Regions from separate parts of the Homo sapiens genome. Here region 1 is linked to region 2. The links are chromatin loops, found by intact Hi-C in ENCODE. Cell type or tissue: dorsolateral prefrontal cortex. All regions are shown on one strand. Each heading gives the region's core, and the rest is flanking DNA. Links, peaks and the distances in the headings are about the cores only. Region 1 has its middle 190 kb from the start of ZNF365. Region 2 overlaps LOC124902436 (talanin).

Region 1 (10,325 bases), core at 4,838-9,837, 100 kb after region 2:
TATTTTCTGTTTCAGGAGGAAAGAATAAATAGAATTGTATGCAATTCTGAGGAAAATAGGTATGTACTATAAGAAGAATAAGAAACACCAATTAAAACTGGCAAAACAGGGTCCTGCAGTCCATCAGGAGGGGTCACACAAAATAATCAAGTAGAAGGGACATGCCACAGTGTGTTCCAAAAGGACAAGTAAGCCTTATGTCCTACAGAAGAGAAACAACTAGGCAGACTCAGTCTCCCCTTTTGGAGGTGAATCCTCCTGACCAGTGCTTCCCAAACCTTTCATTTCATGGCACACAGAGAAAATGATGATATTTATCCAACAAAACATTAATTCATGACACACTATAAGGCTGCTTTTGATGTCCCCTTCTCTCTCTCCCCTCTTCCACATTTCCTGAACACTCCAGGCTCCAAGCAGCTCAGGGCAGAAGGGATCTATATGGTGGCACCGTGTCATTCACACATAGGAATGGGCAATTACATATTATGCCGGTTGCAAAGTTCTGCTCTAGATAGCCCTCTTAGGTTTCATAAAATACCAATAAGTTTCATTTTAAATAAAATACCAGTAAGATTTATATTACTGTTTCATAATGCTAATAGGCAGAATCAATGTATCAAAATGGCAAGTCAATGTGTTAGCTACTACCAGCTGTGCCCAACTAAAGAATAAATCATTTTTGGAAAAGCACTAGGTTTGTAATATTTAAATCTGTGTGAAAGACAGAAAGTTAAAACTGCCATGATGTAACAAATGAAACTTTATCATAAAAAGGAGAAAATGAAGACTACCTTAGATACTGCAGCAGATCAAATGTCAATCCATTCATTACCCAGGTACCATAACTGTCACTTTTTGAGACTGGTCCTTTTCCTTCAGTCTAATGAGGTATAAGAATACTGAAATTACAGACATTTAAGGAAGGCAAGCCTGAGAAGAAATGTAAATAACTTACTGGTACTTAAGTCTATGGCATTAACATTTAGGGAACTAGTTTCAGTTTCAGGGTACAAATCAGCTTTTCATCACTTTAATAGTGTGTATTTGTGTGTCTTCTTTTTAAGTGTTTAAATGCTAAAGATAATTTGTTATGGTAAAATTGTGGTTTTAATAAAATATTTAGAAGTATTTACATTAGCAATCAATATTTAAATATTTGGGAAATTTTTATTTGATGGATCCATATTTTAATTTTTTTTAGTTGTAAGGTTTGCACAAATATTTAAAGGAATGTTAATTGTTTAATGATTAAAGAAATGCTGATTGTTTGATAAATTCATAAGACTATTAAATAGAATATTAAACAAAGCACGAATAGTAGTGAGTTCCAAGGGATGTTTAAACATCAAATAATACTCTACAGTTACTGGGATAATTTATTTAATGAGCATACATAATTTTTAAAATGAAAAAGAAAGACTTGAAAATGCAAATTAACAACCTCATCTCCATTTGCCCCACCCCCAACACACTGTAGATCCCACCACAAACACAATACAGATTAATGGATCAACATCACATGTGCTCAGAGCTGGGGCGTATGAGTGTTATGACCTAGTTCAGTATTCTTGTCTACATCTCACGAAACAGTGTGATAGAGATCCATGTGATGTGGCACTTCATCATGGAAGGCTTTGGCAATCCTGGTGAATTGAGATAGGCAATGGGATATGATAGAAGGCACTCTCAGAGAAAGATCGGTGGATTCTTAGGTTTGTTAGTAACCAGTATGTTACCAGGGATAATCATCTGTTAACTTCCTTATGCCTCAGTTTCCTTATTTGGTCAATATGGAGTTTAGAATTTCAATTTTCAATGTCTCTTTCAGTTCTCTAGGTTTTTCTTGGCTCACTGCAACCTCCACTTCCAGGTTTAAAGCGATTCTCGTTCCTCAGCCTCCCAAGTAGTTGGGACTACAGGTGTGTGCCACCACACCCAGCTAATTTTTGCGTTTTTTTTTTTAGTAGAGACGGGGTTTCACCATGTTGGTCAGGCTGGTCTTGAACTCCTGACTGCAGGTCATCCACCCACCTTGGCCTCCCAAAGGGCTGGGATTACAGGCGTGAGCCACCACGCCAGGCCCAGTTCTCTGGTTTTATGAAATATCGTGGAGAACACTTATTTACTTCAGGAATAGAGGGAGACTTGCTACTCTTAAGGCCTCAGCTCCTCAGGAATCTGCATCAGGCATTTACTAACAGCAACACTCATTCCTTCAAGTTGTTCCAAGAAGGTCCCACCGTTTTCTGTTCTCTTCCACTTTTCAGGCATTAATTGAAATGGTTCTAGTGTCCTTTCCATTCTCTTTGCTCTTATGAGTTGTTCTTTTATTATTATTTTATTGGACTTTTAGAAGGGAAAATGCTTGGGTCAGTCAGCCATCTTAAACTAGTACTTCATCATTTAATTCATATTTTTAAATTCACTTTTGGTTTTTTGGTAGTATTATCTTCCCAGAGGCTGGGGTCCTCCTCTTGCTGTGAGAGACACTCTAAGTCCTGATGAATGGATAAATCTAGTTTTACTTATTTGGATTTAGACAACTGTGTTCTTTAAAATGCAAAGATGTCACTACCAGCGCTTAAGTGTTTCAGATGTTACTTGCCAGCATTTAAAGAATAAATATTCCTATTCTCCCTTTTAGAGCACTCTAGGAAGAGTATCACAGCTTTTGGAGGCAGGAAGAAAATTGCCATAATCAGGCTTTGGTCTACATCCAAGGTTCATACTTTTTTGTTGTTGTTGTTTGCTTGTTGTTTGTTTTTGAGGCCGGATCTCTCTTTGTCATACAGGCTGGAATGCAGTGGCACAATCATGGTTCACTGCAGCCTCAACTTCCCCAGGCTCAGGTGATCCTTCCACCTCAGCCTCCCAAGAATCTGGGACTATAGGCATGTGCCACCACACCTGGCTAATTTTTCTATTTTTAGTAGAGATGGGTTTTCACCATGTTGGCCAGGCTAGTCTCAAACTCCTGACCTCTAGTGATCCGCCTTGGCCTCCCAAAATGCTGGGATTACAGATGCGAGCCACAGCACTCGGTGTGGTTTATAAATTCAATGTGCATCAGAATCACCTGGAGAGTTTGTTAAACTATGGACTCCGGGGCCCAATTCTAGAGTTTCTGATTCAGTAGGTCTGGAGTGGGGCCTGAGAATTTTTATTTCTAGCAAGTTCCCACATGATGTCGATAATGCTGGTCCAGGGACGACACTTTGAGAGCCACAGGTCTACATGAAATACAACATTTAGGCATTGAATTATATGTGTTGGCTACCTACTCTGTATTAAGTATTTTTATAGACACCAAGGACATGGTGATAAGCGAAAGAGATGAAGTCCTTGCCTGTGAAGACCTTTTCTGACAGAATTTTCTAGTTGTTAACTAGAGGTTTTGGTTAGAAGTCTGCTAGCACAGAAGTTCTCTTCACAGTGCTATAGCACACTGCATTCATTCCTTCCTTGTTCCCTATCCTGGTATTCTTGCCCAGAATTCCCCTCCTCTCCTTCCCCTTCCCATTCTCCCCAGCCAATCCAAGTCTTGTCTATACCTCAACTCAATCTCTCTCTTTCTCTTTCCCACCCAGCCCTCAATCATAGCTTCTTCCCCTACGTCTACCATAGAAGCCGAGCTCTTAACATACCCTTTATTCTACTGTTTTCTGCGTTTTTATCTGCTTCATTTGTGCCCTCACTGTTGGGATATCTATAAGGCAATGGGCCACATATTATATTTCTTTATAGCTCCAACACTCAGTTCCTCAAACAGCATGAGAAATACTCCAAGAGCTAAACCCTTGGCATCTAAGCTCCCTCTTGGAGGAGGTGGGGTAGGATTAAAGTCACTGCCACCAACAACAACCAGTCAGACCACACCGACAGACTGTGTTTGTAGTGACTGGGGTGGAGTAAAGGGATTGGAAACCAGCGGGAAAGATCCGTATTTGTTTTAGGATTTTACTAATGGGGAAAGAGTCAAGAGTGGTTAATTTCCCCTTCAGGACAGAGTTCATCTTCTAAATGGGGTTTGTTCCTAAAATGTAGTCAAAATAAGCTGCAGAATAAGTTATAGAATCTAACAGCCATTGGTATTTTCCTGACTGGTATTTCTTAATTTTACTGAAAATTAGTTCTGAGTTGGTTATAATTAAATTTGTGGGTCTCAGCTCACATTTTTATCGTAATTGGATTAACTGGAAATTAACTGTCACAAACCAGTCCAAATATACTAAGATAATAATGAAACCCTATTAATCCTGAAATGGATTGCTACTTAGAAATGTAAGAAAATTACGTTGTAGCTGGAAGAATCTTGAGATCCTCCAAAAATAACAGAATCAAGTAGTAGTTAAGTGTGTGGGCTCTGAACCTAGTTTAACCCAGTTTGAATCTCTACTCTGCCACCTACTAGCTGTGTGATCTTGGGAAAGTTTCTTAGTCTCTGTGAGCCTCAGTTTTCTGCTCTGTACAGAGTAAAGCATAAAAAGTACCATGTACTAAAATAACTAATGGAAGAAATAAATGGTGGCATAATAAAATAATGTACATGAAGCTCCACATACAAGTCCTTGCACATAGTAATAGCTCAATAAATTGTAGTTATGATATGGTCCAGCCCTATCATTTTACAGATGCAGAAACTGAGGCTCAGAGTAATTGCAGTAATTTAGGGACAGAGTTAAGACAAGAACTTAGGACTTCCGAATTCCAGCCCAACACTCTATTCAGGGTAACTTACCATTTGCCACTTGCCCTATAATTTGGATTTTTCTAGCATATAATTTATGAAAACTTGGATAGTAAACTTTCATGAAAATTGGGTTTCAAGTTGAATATAGTTGGGTTATTGAGTAGGTAACTCACTTATGAAAAGGACTGTTTTTAAGTCTTTAATAGTATTATTTAATAAATCAACTACAAATATTATTTGTGAAGTAGTTACTAGTCATTCTTAACTGTTTAATTGAAAGATCCTATTCTCAGCAACACTAATTAGAGTGTTGATTACATCAATTTGAGCTGCGGTATACATTTATGCATTGTAAACACTGCATCTTATTGGGTCAAAATTAGAGTCGTCAGGTGCTAAGAGGCCCTCTAGCCATAAAGCCCTATACATACAGGAAATGACTATCCCAAGGTGTCCCTAATAGGGCCAGTCATCTCTTAGGGAGTAATGTCAGTGAGACCAAAATTATTACACCCAACACAGCCAGGTCTATGTTTTAACTCTTGTGATCGTAAAAATGTGCTTTGAGCTCTCAGATAATCTTAAATCCAGCATATACATAGTGCCTAATATATTCCAGAAGTTATGGCCATCATTGGTCAACCTACCAGTTCCTCACACTTTTCAGTAATAGATCCTGGAGATGTTGTACCTTTGTTTACTTTGCAGTAGAAGCACAGTCAGATTCCAGGTAGTTTACCTGGTCCAGATGGGAGCCAGTTGCCTTGGACCCAATAGGTACTTGTGCTATAGTTTGAGTTGCAAAAGTGAAAGATGTTTAGTAATTCACTGATGTCAGGAGTGTTGATAAAAGCGATTGAAATTTCACTGTAGGAGATGATTGTACAGGGAGTATGCTCAACAGGAAACTTCGTTGCAATAGAAGAGAAACAGAGAGCTGGAAGAATTTTTTTCATGACCATGTGACTCCAGATTAAAAATGGATTAGGATAAGTTAGGTTACAAGAGACAGCAACCTTCTTGAGAAGAAAGGGGAATTGTGTGGGCTTATAAACCCACAGGAAAATGGGATGGGGTGCTGAAATCAGGCACTGGAGGGCTACTGACTTTCTCTAGAATTCATTCGCACACCAGCTTTCCCACAAGGCTGGATCCCTGTCAGCTACCAGCCATAGGTTCATAGCCTTTACAGCCTTGGGAACAGAGAAAAGAGACCCTCTTTCCCATGCTGCAGTTGAATAACCTGGGGAAAGACTCTAAAAGGCCTGATTTGAGTCACACATTCAACCATAGATGATTGTCATGGCCAAGGATGTGAGTTGCACTAGAAATGCCCAAAAGAAAGGGAGTACCATTATGAGCACGGAAAATTGTCCACCATAGCTAGCATTTTATAGAATGCTTTCTTTATGCTGGGCACATGTATGCTCACATTTACTTCTAAAATAAGAACCATGATCACAGGAGGTGTCTGTAGGGTCACATTAGATTGTTCTGAGGGGCAAGAGGGAGGCTGCCTGGACGAAGGGGAGCCCTAAGTCACCAATGAGAATTAAAAGCTGGACCCCACACTAGGGTACCTCCTCCTTTCATCCGAATAAACAAGAACAAAAGTGGACCCCAAAGGCAATCCCCTTCACTCACCCCATCTATCCCCAAATGCCTTTCCCAATTGATATGGGTTCAGGATTCAAGGGGTCTGAAGCTTGTATAAGTTGGGGATCCCTTTTTAAGTAAAAGAATATTAAAACATTTTACTTTTGCAAATTTTACAACATATAACCATGTAAACACAATGTTAGTGCCCCTTAGCTGTGTCTATCTAAGAGGGGAGTCTTGAAATATAAACCTCACTAGTTTCATGATAAATCTGCCTCTGGTAAGAACCTCATGGTTCTTGTCCATTTAAATGGACATGTGTGGTTTCAAATACCAAATTTTCTTCTAGAACACTACCAAGAGGACCCTTCCCCACTGGCACTTGTCTTTCAAGAACTTCCATAATTCAGGTTCTTAACTAATTTAGATTGTCCTTCTACCTCAATTAACTCAAATCCTGAAAATGTATCATTTTTTATAATTATTTAATTTTGACTCCCAGTCATCCTTCAGGTGAATTTTTTTTCTTTAACAAAATATGGCCTCTGGCTAGAGAGAAATGGGCTTGAGAACAATGCTTATTCCAAGGCAAACCCTTTGGCCTCAGTGTCATGGGCTTGAACCTGATGTTCCCAGTCACGGCATTGCTGAAACTGATAGTCTAGTCATGTAGGGGATTTTCCTGACTCCGTGTCTGTCTCCCCATGGCTGTTTATTTGTACTGCTGTCTGCTTGAGTTTGGGACACTGACCTTATGAGCTGCTTCCCCAGCCCAAGCCTGTAGCCAGAGAACTAGGAGTTTCCCTCTGGCACTGCTTATGGCCAATTGGAAAGATCTGGCAATCAATTCACTGTGGAACTGGCTTGGGGTAGGGAGAGGGGGAGGGGACTTTAGAGTGGAAAGCAGAAAGGAGAGAGAACAACGAGAGAGAGAGAGAGAGAGAGAGAGAGAGAGAGAGAGAGAGAGAGAGAGAGAGACAGAGACAGAAAAGAGAGGCTTTTAAAATCAATGCCAAGCCAGCTGTGGCTCTGGACAGCTGAGTCATAGAGGATTAGGCAGTTCAGTTGGAAAGCAGACTGTGCATACTAACTCTCGGTTTCCAGCTGGAGCGGGGGATAGTAAAATTTTAAAAATTAAACAAAAGAAAGCCACAATTTAATCTCAGATAGCACTTCATTCTGAGACTCCCCGTGGTCAGAGGTGAAGGACAAGAAGCTAGTCTCATTTTTCTACAAACGAGACTCAGTCCTCATGTGGTTAAGGCAAGAATCTCTTAGAGAAACCTGAACATTGCCGTTTCGTTTTTTGAATACATAAATTACAGTAATTGCTAGAAGATGCTGGCTGCTGGCTTCTTATTGGAGTTAAAGGTTGTCTTCAAATGTCGGCCACTGAGTCACAAGTTCATAATCAGCTGTGCTGTGGCCGGATTTGGCAGTTCCGCTAGGCACAGGAAGGACATTATTACAGAAATAATTGGAGGGATGGTTGTATGTCTAAAATTTAGCCAAAATGAAAATACAAATTATTTCCAAATGATGTTAAGGGAGATTTGAAAGGAATCTAAGAAGCATAGATATGGGCAGAGTGAAGCACCACTATCCTGGGCAGGGAATTCACTCCAGGTAGAATAAGGTGTGCCCCCTCACAGTGGAGTCTACTCCTTATAGTCATCACTGGTTCACTGAAATTGTGAAACAAGGACAATCTGCATGGAATCTATCAACCAGCTTCTCTCACCTGTCAATTCTGCTGCTAGCAAGAAGGCTTGTATCCATCCTGCCTGCCCAAAGCTCTAAATAACCCACAGGCCTACTCTTTCTGCTTCCAAGCACAGAGTATGGGAGCATTTCAGAAAAAGTCACAGGGCCATGCTGACAGAATTTTTTACAAATCTATGCTGGTAAGATTTAGCTAGGCCCAAGGCTGGGCTGGCCAATGATCTTTTTATCCATCTCTTCTTAATGCTGGTCTTATTCCCACCAAGGGATTTCTCCCCTTGTAGCCATAGAGGAGACAGATGAAAGGAGTGTGTGTGTGTGTGTGTGTGTGTGTGTGTGTGTGCGCATAATAAGGAGATAAGCACCACTGCCTCCTCTCTGCTGGTGATCTGGGCACCCCTTGGCCTGAGGCCTCTGCTGCCATCTTTTTCTCTTCTCTCTGACTCCGGATCTTGTTTTGCTCTAGGCTAGTGGTTCTCCACTCTGGCTGCACTAGAATCACCCAGGCAGTTTTTGAAAAGTACAGACACTGGGGCCCCATCTCACCTCCAACTTCTCAATAGATTTCATTTCTGTAGAGTATGGCTCAGACAAGGTCATCAGTAGTATTGATAAAGCTCCCAGTGGTTCTAATGTGAAGTCACCAGCCACCTCCCAGTTGCTACCTTACTGAGGCTACAGCAGCATCTCAGTGTCTGTCATGTCAGTGTCTTATAGCATTTAGCAGAAGTTCTTATGCATACTTAGAAAACATTGGTTAAGAGTCATTTCTGGCTAGCATAATTAAATTCATTTTCACTTTGTTTCCTTCCAAGGAGAAGCCAGAAAGTCTATCAGATTCTCCATATAGACTTTGCCTGTACAGCCTTGGACAGTAACTTATCCTCTTTGGAGTTGTATTTCCTCTTCTAACAAAGTGAATTGCTTAAATTAGGTGTTCTTTAAGACCCTTTTCATATCTAAGCTGTCACAACCATAAAACTCAAAGACCTTTTATCAGTACTATTATTTACCAGCTGTGTGACCTTGAGTGGCTCATTTATCTTCTCAAGCTCCTCAGATTCCTCACGTGTGAAAATCAGATGGGAAGATCAGGCCAGGTTTTCCAAATATATTCTCCAGAACATTCCTAGTCCAAGAGATGTCCCATGAAAAATAAGGTAAGTAGTCCAAGAAGGCTAAAATGTAACAAAACTAGGTTAACTCTTTTTCAACCCAGAAATTCCTGAAGTTATTTGACCATGTAGCTACTGCCTTCTTATAAATCCTATTAAGAACCTGCAGAAGTATTATACTTGATGTTTAGATCTCTTCCACTTCTTAAATTTCACCATTCTGTGGTCAAGGCACAAGCTTGTTAGGTAAGAGGGTGAATAACATGCTTGCTCCCTTGACATGTAAAGGAGAAAATAATTTGTTCCCTGCTTGACCCCAGTCTTTGGCTGTTTCACAGGGACAGACATAATCTGACACGGATATCTTCTGGGGCTTACTACTTTTGAGAAGACATTTTTTTTTTTTTTTGAGTCGGAGTCTCATACAGTTGCCCAGGCTGGAGTGCAGTGGCATGATCTCAGCTCACTGCAACCTCTGCCTCCCAGGTTCAAGTGATTCTCCAGTCTCAGCCTCCCGAGTAGCTGGGATGAAATGTCAGCAGTCATTCTGGTTCAAGCCTAAAATGAAGTCTGATTCTTCACTTTTACCTGTACGAGGCAGGTTGTTGTAAAAGAGAAATGAATAAAACTCACTCACTTTCATTGATTTGATTAAATAAGACCAATTCTGCATAACCAAAAAAGTTCAGAACCAGAGGAATCAGCTAGGTAGAGGCAACATAGAGTTTCAAAAGTGGGTTTGGAGTCACAGATCCGCTTGCCAGGTGACCTGGGCACCTTACTTAACTCTTTTTTGCCATGGCTTTCTCACCTATAAGATGGAGAAAATAACTGTCCCTATAAGAGTGCTTTAATTCTAGGAATAAGTGTTTTAATATGTGTAAGGCACCTAGAACAGGCTGGCACATAGTGATCACTCAATTAATCTTTATTATTATCTGGACCATGGATCACGACTTTGTGATCCATGTCAAATTCAGCTTGCAGACTTATCTGGCCCACAAAATGGGTATAATTTTAACATTGTATGCCTTTAGTTAGGGCATATACTCTCGAGTTTGCCTGAGACTCCACCTCTTCCTACTGTGTATATACCTACACTGTATATACATGCATGTTACTTGATCCTAGAATGCAGATTTACTAAGACAGAAATTGTCAACGTCATGTTTCAATGCTGACTCATCAGTGCCTAG
Region 2 (15,889 bases), core at 1-5,000:
AGGTGGGTCTAGCTCAAGCTAATGTTCTAACAATCAGATCTTGACAAGATTAGACTTTGCAATATGCAGAGGGTTTAGCTCTGAACTGGGCATTGTGGTGCTTCCTCAATGTTCATTGTGATCATCTTCCATTCAGGGGTATCCTGCATATCTGGTCACTCATCCCTACCTCCAGCAGGAGGTCCTGAATGGTCCAAGCCATTAGGGAAATTCAAGCATCTTGCCACAGTGATTGGACCACACAGGTGAAGCATAGCCAATCAGTACTTGGCTTTCCCCTAGGATTGGTTAGGAATGGAATAATCCGCACCACATCTGGGACTGTTGCTGAAGAATCTAGGGCATAAAAGCATTCTTTCTCCAGGAAGTGTTGGATTCAGACACGCATGCTGGAACCACTGCAGTGATTTTGATACCATGGGGGAAGCCAGCCTGAGGATGGAATCAACACACAAAAGAGGCAAGGCAAAGAGAATTACAGAGAAATGAATCTAGAGCCTTAATAAAATCATGCTTAAAGCCCAGAGTAGATCTACACTTTCAGGTGTGGGAGCCAAGATGTTGCTTTCATTGTTTAAACCATCTTAATACGGATATACTATTACTTGGAACCAAATGCGTCATAATTAATTCTGGTAGCAATGCGTCAGATATTGTCACAAAACTTAATCCACTCCTATTCTACAGAGTTAGAAAAGAGGATCAATGTATAATCTATATAAACCTTTTCCAGCACTTTCTCTGGACATTTTTGTATGAAACCTTGAGTTTTGCCAATAAAATAACTACAATTTTCCTGGCTATATCTTTGATATAAATGTGCATACATCTAGTGGGTGTATTAATTTCCTAGGGGCTGCTGTAAACAAAGTACCACAAATTGGGTGGCTTAGAACAACAGAAGTTTATTGTCTCACTGTTTTGGAGAGCAGAAGTCCAAGATCAAGGTGTCCACAGGAGCATGCTCCCTCTGAAAGCTCCAGGGAAGGATCTGTTCCAGGGCTCCCTGAGCTCCTGGTAGCCTCAGGCATTCCTTGGCTGGTTGATGGGTGTGTTCTCCATGTCTCCATGCATGTCTTCCCTCTATGTGTCTGTCTCTGTGTCCAAACTTCCTCTTTTCACAGTATACGAGTCATATTGGCTTAGGGCCTATTGTAACACCCTCAGATTAACTTGATTACTTTTTTAACATCCCTATTTCCAAAGATGGCCACATTCTGAGGTACTGGGAGTTAGAATTTCAGTAATATCTTTTGCCGGTGGGGAGGGGGATGCAATTCAGCCCATGACAGTAGGGTAGAGGAAGTGGACAAGGAGGGTGTACATGAGGAGGACAAGACATCAAATATAGGAAAGTTAAAAAAAATTCTTACCAATCACACAATTTTGGAGTTGTCCTAGTGTAAGAAGGCTGATATTCCTGCTTTGACTTGTAGAGACACTTTCTCTGCAGAGATACAGGGATAGAGATGAACACAGAGCCTGTGTTGCCTCTTTTTTGAAGCCTAGATGTTTTCCTTACAACAATTTCTGTTTTGTTGGGTGGTTTCTTTTTTCTTTCTTTCTTTCTTTTTTTTTTCGAGGGAATACACACAAAGCTTTGACTTGTATTATTCTCATTGCATCCAACTGAATGAAATTTATGAAGCCTCTTGCACAATGTATTCATTGTTTGGGTTGGGATAATTGAAGTGTCAGGAATATTTGCTTATTGAAAACAACTCAGGACAGCTCTATGCACCCAACTGGGCCAGGGCCACAAGACATGCCACATTCTGGACAGCTGTGTTCTATTGTCTTTTATAGCAGGGGCACCTTCCCAGGTAGATTAATTTTACACCTGGGAAAGAGCAGTGGGTTAAGAATTAAAGGGCATTATTTCTAACACAGACTTCACAATTCACTCACTGTGTGACTTTGAATAAGTCATTTAATGTCTCTGGACTTCAGAGTTTAATGGACATAAATAACATGGTGTTTTCTACCTCATAGGGATACTGTGTAGCTCAAAAAGGAGAATCTATATGAAATACTTTAGAAATCATAAAACATCATGCAAATGTGTATCATTTATAATAAAAATTAATCATGTCTACTTCTGCTCAAAGTAGAACTTTGAACTAAGGAAGAAAACGAGCCAATGTTCTCATTATTCTCCATTTTCTCTCCAAGATCCATTCTCCGCACCTTTCTGACCTGCTCTGTGCCTCGGGAGACTGAGCACTACAGATTGCATTGGCTAGACTTCCTTGTCTTGTGGCTTCTGGGTCATTTGGCTAATGAGAAGTGCTTATAGGAAATAGGGAGGTGGGAGGAGAGAAACATTGGGGTATTTATTCGTCTTGCTCTTCTGGGCAGTAGCTATGTTCTCCTATAGCCACCACTCCAATTGGGCATCTGGTTCTACCCCTTTGGCCCTCTCTAGGCTTCAAGTAACTCCATTCCCTCTGCTCCCCTTCAGGATGAGGAGGATGACAGTGTATGAATGTGGCTGGTCCTTGGTGCCTGACTCTGCAAACGGCCTCTGCATCATCACTCTTCAACACTTTGAATGCACCATCTGGTTCTTGAGGGACTCTGACGCATGCAGCATCATGACCATGATGTGGGCAATAGCTCAACTCTTTCTGAGGGAATACTCTCTCTCTTTGGGAATGGTCTGAGTTTTCTCTTTTCTTTAGCCATTGAGCAGGTCTGCAATGTGATGTTTCCCTTGTAGAAACAAGCACCAGTGGATCAGGAAGAACTATAAGGATTGGAGGTCTTCACTGTCTTCCATCAGCAATTGGAAGGTTTCGTTAGGTTTCCCTGGAGGCCAGGCCTCTGTTCTTTCTCTGGTACCTCCTGTCCCTCCCTATATTCAGGCATTTTCCGAGTTCAGTCTGCCCTTCTCTGGAGGTTACCCCCGATCTTTCCTCTGCCCTCATCTCTTGCCTGTGCCTTCAGGGCTCCTCAGTGACTCTCCATGTGGAACACAGCCTCTTTTCTCTTTCCACACCCCAGCCCTGGCTTCCCTATTTCTGTTCATGCTGCCCAGTCATGGAATTCCGGATCATCTCTCATACCTCTAGTCACTCCTTAGGTGCAAGCAGGCATCAAGAACATTGCTTTCTCCCTTCCCACGAGTCCCTGCAGTCCTCCCTGCACTCTCAGTGTCTCATTACTGGACCTCTTTCTAGTTCTGAGTTTCTGTGACAGGATGTCCAGTCAGCCTTCCTGCCTACAGTCTCTCCTCAATCCTATACAGACGATAGACTTCTGCCACCTTCGTTTTCCTAAAACTTGGCTTCCATTGTGCCCCTTCTCTCTATGAAAACCTTCAGTGACTCTGCTGTCCACCATACAAAGTCTGAACTCATGACCCTGGCATTCAAAGCCCTGCACAGTCTGCTTCTTAACCTACTTACTACCTGACAAGCCCACTCTGCTCTCCCCGCTCCCCTGTGACTACATCATGGGCTTTCCAGCCTCTACTGCCCCAGAAATGCTGCCCTCCTCCTTCCTGGTGTGAATCTTGCCTATTCTTCCAAGCTGAACCCCAATGCCACTTGCTCTCTGAAATCTTCCTTGACCACTATAAGTGACAGTGAGGCATCTTTTCTTTCAACCCCTCTTCCTTTTCTTTCAAGTTCCAGGACATATTTGCTGAACTGATCTTCGGCTCCTAAGAATGTTGTTTGCGTTAGCCATTTGAGGCTTTTAGCTCCCTGACTTATATTGCTGTGCTGTTAGAACATGGTTTGAACACATGTATCTTGCATAGTATTAGGCCCTTACTATTTACCGAATGAATATATGAATATGGGAAACACATCAGCTTATCCAAACTGCGGATCGTTAAGAGATTGGACACATATATGTATTTTGCAAGCTCATAGGTCCCTGGCACTAAAGTCATGCATCTACTCAGGTAGGCTTTGGGTCTAAAAAGGAACAGGGATGATGATCACCAACATTAAAATATCTACAACTTATTGAATACCTGCTGTGTGCCAGTGCTTCACATGCAAAATCTCTTTTCACCTTTATAACCAACTTATATTAGTATTATTACTAACTATACTTTATGAACCAGGAAATGGAAGTTCAGAGTGACTAAGCAAATAAATCTAGTGGGGGGCAAGGCTGAATTTGAACCTGAGTCTGAGAATGCTCAAGTCTGTTTTGTCAACCAATCAGCAGGCAGCCTTTGGAAGTATCCTGCAGGAGCCCCCGGGAGTGTTGAGTATTAAGTGTGTAATGCATATGTAGCACTTTTCTACCTTATCTTCCTTCCAGTGAGGGCAGGAATCCTATCCTGCTGCTGTCTGTATCTTCACAGTGATGCCTACGACTTGGCTTTGCATATAATCAGCACTCACTAATAATTTATTAGTTGATTTTTGGCTCTCCTCCACTTCATACTTGAATTTCAAGTGTTTTGTTTTGTTTTTGAGACAGGGACTTGCTCTGTCACCCAGGCTGGAGTGCAGTGGTGCAATCATGGCTCATTAGAGCCTTGAACTCCCAGGCTCAAGTGATTTTCTCACCTGAGCCTTCTGAGTAGCTGGGACTACAAGCATGTGCCACCATGGCCGGCTCAAGTGTTTTTGTTTGTTTGTTTGTTTGTTTTTGTCAAAGGATCTGGCCAGGATCGCACTATAGGTTTGAATAGAAATTCTCTTTCCACTCCACCAATACCATAAAATATTTAGTTAACGTAATTATTTGTCTCTAGAGGTCTCCCCTTGAAGGGGCTTGGTACTGTGTCAACTTAGCTAAGTTGGAAATATTTCCCAGAACTGTCTTCCCTGTGTGGTTGTAGACTAGGACTGACCACAAGAGAAATTTGCATGAGACTGGGAAGGCAGAAGGGAAGGAAGCGGTAGCCACTCTTTGTGGATTGGTGTAGGTGTCAGGCAGGCCCCATAGCTCATGCTGACCTAATGGTTCATCCTCTTGCCATGGAGCAGTGCCTGGGCCTGCAGCTCCTTCAGCTCCTACCCAATCTCCTCCTTCAGATTCTTGAGTTGCAAACTTACTGTGTGTGCAGTCTCATGGAGAAGGTGTTGGCTTCTGCACGTTGCCCACATTGTCAAAATTGGAGGCAATAAGAGGCATACGTGGGGTCCACTCTGCCCTCATTGTTCTGAGGCAGGAGAATAGGGTCTGAAGGCAGGGAATGGAAGGCCAATTCATGCCGACTTCCTAGAACTAAATCAAAAGGAAAACCCCAGCTTTCCATGCCCAAGTAACAAAAGGACCAGAGGCTACTCCCTTTGCACTGCCCCCAACTGCCCTTCTGCGTGGCAGGTGAAAAATTGAAAATAGCTCTGATCAGTCCCCTCCTGCAACCAGTCAGACTGGTCATGGGCCAAGTCTTCATTTGTATAGGGCGTAACTTTGTAACTTCACTTCAGCCTCTGATTGGTCACTTTCTACAACAAATCAGACTGGTTGCAGGCCACTACTTCATTTACATAGGGTGTACACCTGGTAATCAATGAGAAAACTCTAGAGGGTATTTGAAGGCCAGAAAAATCTGTAACCAGGCTCTTGAGCTGCTTGCTCAGGCTGGCTCCCGCCTTGTGAGTGTGCTTTCATTTTCAATAAATTGCTTTTGTTGCTTCGTTCTTTCCTTGCTTTGTTTGTGCATTTTGTCCATTTTCTTCGTTCAAGATGCCAAGACCCTGGACACCCTCCACTGGTGACAGTTCTAGTTTTTCTCACGCTTCCAGTTAATGTTGCTCTCCTTACATTAGATCCAGCCTTCTTTCCTGATTACTAGAGCTGCCCAGCTACAACAGCTTTAGGCCCCCACCAGGTGCAGAAGAAGTTTGCCATCACCCCCTTCACCAGCTCTCACAATCGTGCTCATCTTAATAACAAATCCCTAGTTCTGTATCACTCAGAGTGGCCCTGCTTCTCTGATTGAACCCTTGTGGATTCATCCCTCTTCCCTGAGTCCCCAGGATATGGTGTCTCTGGTCACGTGGCCACCTCAAAGAAATGTGTTTATGGTAATTGGGCAAAGTCACTGTTAAAGCAGGAGGAAAACCTAGAATTGGCGAGCTTCTCACTCTTACCCTTTCCCTCCCCACAAGGCTATGCTGTTTTCCAAGGCAGGAGCTAGATCCATTTGTCTTATGGTGAAAACCAACTTAAGACACTTCAGTATTATTCAAGTCTCTACCTGCCCCAGCAAACCTGGGCTGAACTCAGCTCTGATGTCACCACTTTTTGAGGTTGTGTAGCCACCTTTGACCTTTAGTGGTTGTTCTCAGATATCACTGGCATCCAGGGCACCTGTGCATGGAGGTGGACTTGTAGTTAATCACAGGTGGACTAGAGTACGAGGTTGCCTAAGGGGCTGTGTCCCAGAGCGTCTGAAGACTGCTCTTCAAAGGTATCTGCCTTTGACCAGGTGTTTGAAAATCTAAAATGTCACCATTAATAAGCCATCCCTGTGGATTACTCTTCTTGGTGTCTTGTTATTAAAAAGCCATACACCTTTGATAAAAGAATCATTTGCAGAGTGTAGTAGAAAGAATGTGGTGTCTGGAATCAGATGGCTCTGAAATCAATCTACTTCTGCCATTTAAAATAGCTATGAGGCTGCAATAAAATAATTATTTAACCTCTTCACGCTGCAATTTCCTCACCTATTAAAGTGAGGATAATAATATCCAATTTGATATCCAAGACAACAAATGTGAAAATATCTAACCCAATGCTTGGCACATAGGTGACCCTGAATGAATGTTAGCATTTACTCCTGATTTCCTTTCCTTGAACTAAATAATGCCTTGGAATTGCTAGCAAGGCCCTGCATGGGCATCATTGCTGTTGCTTTCTCATCACAGTTGGGATCTAGTGGCTGAGAGGGTGAGGGTCTGCTGTGTGTGTGCATATGTGTTTCAGTAGGATGGGGGGGAGAGAGAGAGAGCACAGGTTAGAGTTAATAACTAGTTTTAGAAGAGAGATTAGGTTATCAGAAGAGGTGGTAAGTTTGTTTCGAAAAGCTAGCTTATTTCCATCCACCTTTCTCCATTTCCATTGCCACCATCTTAGTTCAAGTTGCCTTCTCCTTCCTGGATTACTTCAATAGTCTTATCTGGTTCTTCTGACTGTTCTGATCTCTTTTTACTTTATTCTCTTCTTGGAAGCCAGTGATCTCTTTTAAATGTAAATCAGATCTTACTTAACCCTCTGACCCTTTCCATTATACTTGGCATTCATCTAAACCCTAATCACGGCCCGGAAAGTGCTCTATAGCTTGGCCCCTGTCTACCTTCCTCCCTTAGCCTTCTCTCCCTCCTACCCTCCCACTCAGTAACTTTTATTTACACTAGGATTCTCCCAGCTCCTTGGGGCAGTCAGCTCAAGACCTTTACTCATGCTCCTCTCTCTCTGTCTCACTCACACACAGACACACGCACACACACACACATGCTTCCACTTCCATGTTTTTCCATTACACTTAATTCTGCTGGCTGACTCCTACCCAACCTTCACATCTTTATTCAAATGTGATTTCTTCAGAGACTTTCCTGAGTTCCCAAACAAAAGTAGGCTTCCCTCTTGTTCTTTCTTGTAAAAGACCTCGTGTATGTCTTGTATATTTTTCTTCTTATAGTCTCTATCACATTTCGAAGTGATAGAATTGTGTGTGTTGTTTCTTTCTGAAGTGTTGCTTCCCCTATAGAGTGAGTCCACGACAGTCCCATTTTCCCATTGTGTTGCCACCAGCCAGCCCACTGCCCGGCACAAGTCTCAGTAGTGCCGGTTTATGATGAACAAACACGGTGTCACCCTGGGACAAGTCTATCTGTATGGGATTCAGATTTTCTCCTTAAAAAGGAGCCACAGTTCTTTAGTTTGAGTCTTACAAAAGCCACCCAGAAAACCATACATCCTGTTTACCTCTATATTAATTTTTTGTTTCCTACTTTTTCATTTTTAAATTGAGACATAATTTGCACAGAGTAAACCGTACAAATATTAAGTGTGCAGATGGTGAGTTTTTGATACATACACACCCATGGAATCATTATTCCAATCAAGATATAGAACAGTCCAGCATCCAGTAGGCTATTTCGTGTCTTTCTAATTCCATAACCCCTACCTGCACACTAGATAAGGTAACCACTACTCTGATCTCCTTCTCTGTGGATTAGTTTTGTCTGCCTCAAAATCTTATGTCAGTGGAATCACACAGTGCATATATTTTGGTGGCTGGCTTCTTTGGCTCAACGTGTTTTGAGATTAATTCAAGTTGCTGTGTGTAGCAATTGGTTTTTTAAAAAAATTATTGAGTTGATGAGTTGTCCTTCATTGAATGTTTAATTTCCCCATTTGACTATTGCTGGACATTCAGTTGATTCAAGTTTGGGCAATTATGGACATACTTACGTATGTCTTTTGGTGGACATGTCTTTGGGTTTAGAAATAGGAGTGGAATTGGTGGGTCTATACATCTTTAAGCCAGGCTCTTTTGTCTTCTGCCTCAGCCTTCACAAAATCCTGGCATAGCTCAGCCATAATTTTCCAATGTGATAAGGCAGAGGTGGTTATCTACATTGTGGCAGGCTTTTTACCTGCAGGAATCCCTCATATGACTTTTCTTTAAGTTCATCTCATGGGTTTCTGTGAAGGTCATTTAACTGTTTGATGCTGAGTCTGTGGTCATGATAGTGTCCCGGAAAATGTCACAGGATCTTTAGGGTGTCACTCTGCCAGCTGGAAACCTCTGTGGCCAGTGGAACCTTTGCCCAAGTTTTCCTCGGGACCGCTGGGCTCATTCCACCCACTTGACCCAGCAGGCTGCATTCAGCTCTAGCTACTGGCCAGATTCCATGCCTGTCAAGGGTGAGCCATGTGCAGAGTGGCGAGGGATGTGTGAGTGTGAAGGGTTTCTGGCCACTGCACACAGCCAGGCATGCTGGCTGCAGTGGGGAGGCCAGCTCCAGGTGCTGGCTCTGTCCGTGGCTGATGGTGGACCAGGCGTACTACAAGCGGCTTCCATTGTGGGCACTGAGAAACGCAGTGGTGCCCAGAAGCTTGGAGACACCAGGAACCACAGAGCCCTAAAGAAGGTGTCACAACGCTGGCCTGGGGAGCCCCCAGGTCTGAACTCCTTGAAGGGTCACAGCTCTTCTCTCATTATGGAGAGCGGGGTTTGTGTTTTACCCCTGTTTGTATTATAGCTCCTTCAGCCCCACCATTTGGCAGGTCCCAAGTTTTTGTCTTGCGTCCAGGAAGAATGGAATGCCTGGACAACTGGAGGGCGAGCAAGGTGGAGAGGAGCTTCACTGAGTAACAGAGGAGCTCTCAGGAGACACAAAGTGGGTAACTCCTTTCCACAGACAGGTCGTCCTGGCAAGTGTCCAGCTCTCAGTGGAGAGGAGACCCATGGTGGGTAGCTCGTACCTGCAGGCAGGTAATCCTGAAGAGTCAAGGATACCGGAAGTGGGTAGCTCCTTCCCACAGCTGTTAGTCCTGACTTCTGTCTGAGTCTGGCTGAGTCCAGCGTTTTAATGGGCTCAGAAGCAGGGAAGTGTGTGCTGATTGGTTCATGCTCAGCCATGGGCAAGCCTGGAAAAAGCACCATAAGTTCTCACTCTGGGCTTTGGACTCCACCCGGAACTGGCAGCCTGGTCCCCAGGATTCAGGCTGTCCTTGGCTTGAAGGTGGAGTTTCACTAGAGACCTGCCCCTTTCTGGCCAGGAACCTGCCTGCCTCTCACCATCAACATGCCGTCCATGGCGCCTTGGCTGTTTGTGCCAAGGGGTGCAGGCCTGCGCTGAGCCATCTTCAGCGCCCCCAGCCTCCCTCTGGCACTGTTGGTGCCCAAAGTCCGGAGGAGGCCGAGGTAGGGGGTGGGCTGCGGGTCTGGCATGTCAGTGCTGCCCTGAGCACCCGCACCCTTGGCCAGGTTGTGACAGTGCACGGGCTTGGACACAACTTTGCTCCAAAATCAGAGCCGGCGCCGGGAGTGGGGAGAGGCCAGGGAGCAGGAGCAGACATTTCCTAGCCTGCAGGGGCAAGGGGGGCTTCCTGGCCCCAAGGGCAGAGGGATGCCTGGGTCCAGAGCTGCGGCTGGTCACTGCAGGGGCACCCGAGAGCGCAGGGCTCCCTCCCCACCAACTTGGTGGGGACCTGGACTCCCACGTGTTCCTGGCCCCGGGTGGCTCCACAGAGCACGCAGCCCTGGTTGCGCCTCCCCTGCTGCAGCTGGCATCCCCCCAGCGGCTGCTCCAGATGGGCTGCTGCCACCATCAATAGGCCAGAACAATTTAAAATCATAATCTGAAGGGCTCCTGCCATTGGAGCTTCATCAGACACCACGATAAATTGTGTCTAAAGTAGTAATCTGAGCCAGTAGGAAAACATTATTCTATTCATTTAAATCACTGAGTTACAGACACATTTCATGGGAATGTTTTTCTAATTACAATGATCTTAAGATAATTTCTTTGGCTGTTTCTATGAAATGCTGTAGCTATTCCTGATGTATTATTTATTCATTGGTTTATTGCCAGGAGTAATATTGACTGTTTGCTCTATCCCTGTCATGGGAGGCTTTCTGACATAACTGTGTAGTAATTTTTTTCCCTGTCTACAGGAACACATAGGGTTAATAAGTTGTGGCCATTAGACAACATTCACCAAATTCTGGGTGCCCTTTTCCCAAAAGATAAGCTACAGTGAAGGAAGAAGTGTATAATCTGCAAATTCACGTGCTAAAAATCTCCTTCTCTAGAAAGGATATTTGCTTGTTGTTTTCATGTTTCTCCCAAAGAATTTACAAACATTTTCCTTAATTCCCTGCATGAGACCAGAAAATTTCAGCTTTTGCCCCAGGCAAGGGAATAAATACAGTTAGAACATGTTTCCCATTTGAGGCAGTGGGCCACTTCTCCCCTAGACCACAGAGGGCCCACCTCTCTGTCTCCTCTTAAGAATTCAAGAGGCTTACCAGCCTGGGAGGCTGGGACCACCCAGATGGAGATGAAGTGAACTTTCAGCAGAAAGAGGGAAGCACCTGGAAAATACCTGGATTCTGCTTTGAGTGGAAATGCAGAGACAACCACATGTTTTGGACACCCACCTCTCAAAGTCCTGGAGTCCTAAGACGTCCTTCTCATTGTGATGAAAAGTCCCTCCACAAAAGGGAAATAGCACCCAAATTTGGCTAAATCCTGAAACAGAATTAAATGACCACATTGAATTCTCATGATAAGTCTTTGAGGAAGATGTCATCATCATCCCCAATTAAAAATTTTATATTTTTACTTTATTTTATTTTATTTTTGAGATGGAATCCTGCTCTGTCACGCAGGCTGGAGTGCAGTGGTGCAATCTCAGCTCACTGCAACCTCGGCCTACTGTGTTCAAGTGATTCTCCTACCTCAGCCTCTCAAGTAGCTGAGACTACAGGTATGCGCCACCACACCCAGCTAATTTTTGTATTTTTAGTAGAGAAGGGGTTTCACCATGTTGGTCAGGCTGATCCTGAACTCCTGACCTTAAGTGATCTGCCCACTTTGGCCTCCCAAAGTGCTGGGATTACAGGCATGAACCAATGTACCTGGCCTCAATTCAAAATTTTAAACTGAGGCTCAGAGAGGCTGAGTATCCTGACTGAGGTCACACAGCTTCTAAGTGATAGAATGGGGATTTGAACCCAGGGAGCCCAACTCCAGCCTGAGGGATTGAGAAAGAGTGAGCTCCAATTCAGGGTGTCATCTTCCCATCCTCCACTCCACCTTTTTAAGCCTCATCTGAAAATATCATGCAAGATCACCTTTACCACACAGAGGAGAGGAAGAAACAAATAAATATGGGGGAGGAGGAAATGGAAAATAGAACTCCCACTGGGGTCTAGCTATTAATATGTCTGCCCTGTTCTGACACTTGAATAGGTCTGGTTCTGAGTCTGCTACTGAAAGGAACCAAAAATGACCTTGAATTGAAACTCCTGCATAGGGAGGTGCCGTGATGAGCTCGGAGAGACCACAGCACGACTCTGCAAGTGTATTCAGCACAACGTCACGGTTGCTTCCAGTTGGCCAGGGGGATGCTGATGAGGTGGTTTCCAGATCTGATGAATTACCTGACTGCCAACGCCAAACTTGGGTTTTCCTCTCTGCAGGATGGAGAGGTTGGAAGGTGAGATGGTCTTTCCAAGGGGGAGCCTGTTTCATCAGTGGCTTCTTTAGATGTGTTGACTTTGTGGAAGAACCCCAGTTAACAGGAACATAGGGAGGGGTTTTCTTCAGTAAGTACCAATGTCAGCCAATCCCTTACCTCTTTAATCTCATCTCCCATTGTTTTCTCTGCTTTTTCTGCCTCAGCACACTGGCTTTTTACTGTCCCTGGAATATGCAAGGCACACTCCTGCCTCAGGGCCTTTGCATGTGCTCTTTCTGCTGCCTGAAACCTTTCCCCCAGATACTCCCATGGCTTGCTTCCACTCCTCTCATGCCTTTCCTCAAATGTCCTCTTCTGAGTGAGACCTTCCCTAGTTATCTGTTCTAGCAACAATTGCATTGTCAACTCCACCTCCCTCAACATGCACACATACACATTCTCACTCCCCTTCCAGCTTAGTTTTCTTGTTAGCGCACTCCACCTTACAATCTCCTATGCATAATACTGACTTACCTTGTTTTTGACTGTCTCCCTTAGCTGAAGGTAAGCTCCGTGCAGGCAAGGATTTTTATCTGTTTGGTTCCTCTCTGTATTCCAGCACCTAGAATAATAAGTAGCTAGTGCTCAATAACAACATGTTGATCCATGCGCAGTGGCTCACGCCTGTAATCCCGGCACTTTGGGAGGCCGAGGTGGGCGGATCACCTGAGGTCAGGCATTTGAGACCAGCCTGGCAAACATGGTGAAACCACGTCTCTACTAAAAATACAAAAATTAGCCGGGCACATGCCTGTAATCCCAGCTACTCAGGAGGCTGAGGCAGGAGAATTCCTTGAACCCGGGAGGTGGAGGTTGCAGTGAGCCAAGATCATGCCACTGCACTCCAGTCTGGGTGACAAGAGTGAGACTCTGTCTTGAAAAAAAAAAAATTGTTGAACGCGCAAATGAATGAATTTATTAATCCTAGCCCTGAGATTTAGTAACCAGGCAGGCTGTAAAGAGTTAGTTAACTTCCTTTCTAAGCTTCATTTCTGCAACCATAAATTTAGAATGAGAATTCCTATTCTCCTTGTGAGCTGTGCTTTTTCAACAGGATTACAAAAGGGCACACCCAGCACAGTACTCATACGGACTCAGTAAGAACTGGCTTAATGACTGTGCGTTCAGTGAAAGAATTACCAATAACAGTGGCAAGCGTTTGTAGAGTATTTCTATGAGCCAGGCACTGTTCTAAGCATGTATGTTTATTAACCCATTTAATCTTTACAACATCCTGAAATGTATGTGCTATTATCATCATCATCCTAGCTTTAAAAATAAAGAAACTGCAGGGGTAACTTTCTCAAGGCCACATGACTAATAAATCACAGAGCCTGGATTTGAACTCAAGCCCAACTATCTCCAACATCCATATCTTACCCACTTCAGCATACTGCTTCCCTATAGCAAGAAGATGTAATTTACATAACAGAGGCACAGGAAATTCCATTTAAGTCATGAAACCTCCTATTTACAAATTTGAGTTTTTAAACTTGTAAGATGTCTTCTGGGATCAAATGTGATGATAATTCAATTTCTAAATCAACTGGAACAGATGGAGGCCAAATTGTATTTAACTCCAAGCCATGCAATATCTTTGGCCATGAAATGCTACCATTGTGGAGATGTTTGTAAATTATGTTTTATTTAGACACACTCTGTATGAACATATATAAGACACAGTTTTAAATAGACAGCAGTGTCATTTAGTTTCCAAAGCTGAGTGGAAATAAAAACCAGGGCCATGTAGACACACCCTAAACCTAGCACCTGCTTTTGAGGCTGCTTCAAATAATATCATCCTGATTTTTCTTGTGAATTGGCTTCGATCACTTGTGATTCCTGTGCATCTAGCATGTCTCATAACCGGCAGTCATTCATAGCCTATTTTAAGTGTGAGCATTCAAATGCTAGGTTTCGTTCATGAGCGACAACTCAGGCCATCTTCTCTGTTCACGGTGCTGGCTCTACAAGTCACTGCACACTCAACAGGGAGGTGCATGCACACAAACTTTCCAAATCGTCTTTAAAGGTTTTCAGTTCCCTTTTTTCTTTTTTTGGTTTCTATTGCCTTCCCAGTAATGGCTAAGACATTGCCAGTTTGTCTTGCTTCTTGTGATTTCTCCAGATGGCCTTATGGCCCAGGAGATCAGTTGGGACCAGGTGTTAATATCCCACTGATTTTAATCTGGCTTTTATTTTTTGTTGCAAGAAACAGAAATCTATTCAAGCCAACTCAAGACAAAGGGATTTCACATATTGCATTACATTACATTATTTTTAAATGGTAAATCCAAGAGCAGGAGCCATATCAGACCCTGGCCTTAAGGAATCCAGAACTCGAAGATGCTTCTAGATTCAAGGAAGCTCCCAGGTCTTCCACAGTAGGAGTTCATGGATGTTTGATTTCTATGTTTAAGCAACAAATGCCATGTCTTCTTCTGCTCCCTGTACTAACTGATGGTTATTTGTTTGTTTCAAGTTCAGGGCCCTAGGAGAGAATCTGATTGGTCCAGTCCATCTTTCAAAGTAGTCTGCACCTCTCTCTTCAGCATATGGGTTGTCTGCCATTGGCTCAGGTGCCCTGCCAGGGCCAATCATCTATGGATAGAGGAAGTGGGGCACTGGGTACTGAGTATGGCTTCCTGGGCCTGTCCCTTCAGCAGAAAGTGTGGGCAGGATGGGTACCCTCAGAAGAGGCTGTAGGTGGGTTGGCACAGTATTGACCTTTCCACAATACCATTGTGCAAGACACTGATGTCATATAGCCAAGACATGTAGTGGTGTATCAAGGTAAGATGATATTGTATTGACAAAGATACAAATGCAACTCAGAAAGACATCTACAAAGCCACATGCATGTATCTTTGCAATTGGCATGCTTAAAACATGAAACAAATACCATTATTCCTTTGTGATATGTTTTATCTAAAAATATTTATTCTTTTGCCCAAGTTCAGCTGTCAAACTCCATGGCTTTCTCAGGCAGGGCCTCCCAGTTTTGGTGAGCAAACTGCATTCAGCACAATTTCAGCCTGTGCCGTTCACAGAGATTACAATGGGATGACTAAACTGTAGCCACATTAACCTTTGCAGTTGCCAGCCAGTTATTGAGGTTTTGTTGTGATCGAGCTAGTGAAAACCTATTGGATTTGTTATCACCATTGACTCAGTGTCTATAATGCTTTGGGCTACAGCTTTAAACATAGGCTGAATGAATACCCACATAACTTCAGAGGTCCCATATGTCAAATATATTATGCACATGTTGTTGGTGATCTCTCCTTTGAAGACTGGCCCACTTCCACCTGGGGTCCCTGTAGAACAATGGCTCTATGATGGGACATTTTGACTGAGGTAGGAATGTTAAGGAGCATGAGTTGCGATCCAGGACTGGATGCCTTGCTGCAATGTGTGTGAAGGTTGTGGTGGGGGCGGGGGAGAGGAGCTGCTGATATAAAGGCAGAAAGCATGGCAAACTTGGCCTGCATGACAGTTCTGGTGAATGAAAACCCCTAGACAAAGACCAAATACCTGGGTTCGAGGTAACTGTCTTGAGAAAATTCACTACTGATGGTGGCATCGGTGATCTGCATTTGTATGAACTGCAGTCTCTATTTTTGAGTTCTCAGCAGAAACCATTCTCTCTTGTCACCTGAGGTGCACAGCTTTCTAGGTGTGTTTTTCTTGTGCCCCATATCACTTTCTGTCTATATTT

The links. Hi-C counts contacts between places; a loop is a spot of excess contacts. Peaks named below come from ENCODE experiments on the same cell type or tissue, not always from the same donor. Only the 100,000 strongest peaks of a DNase experiment are listed, where the experiment ranks them.
Region 1: a loop joins it to region 2, with 2.1 times the contacts of the local background. A loop is called at or near these places in 1 of 110 quality-filtered maps.

The regions. Positions count from the first base shown.
Region 1 is chr10:62,561,361-62,571,685 of GRCh38, reverse strand. No RefSeq gene overlaps it. Among named protein-coding and RNA genes, the nearest start is that of ZNF365, 190 kb to the right of the region's middle. In dorsolateral prefrontal cortex, for the core only: no CTCF peak of the experiment used is centred there; DNase peaks (open chromatin) are centred at 7,165 and 7,305; H3K4me3 peaks cover 1,020 bases; H3K27ac peaks cover 1,805 bases.
Region 2 is chr10:62,651,687-62,667,575 of GRCh38, reverse strand. It overlaps LOC124902436 (talanin), which reads right to left. Exons shown (of 6, transcript XM_047426120.1): 2 at 12,646-12,733; 3 at 12,095-12,209; 4 at 11,090-11,180; 5 at 1,374-1,447. It overlaps LOC105378327 (a long non-coding RNA gene), which reads left to right and starts at 11,991. Exons shown (of 3, transcript XR_946002.3): 1 at 11,991-12,150. RefSeq lists enhancers at 8,306-8,475, 11,571-11,650, 11,701-11,750, 11,991-12,220, 12,068-12,237 and 3 more and a silencer at 14,666-14,715. In dorsolateral prefrontal cortex, for the core only: no CTCF peak of the experiment used is centred there; no DNase peak of the experiment used is centred there.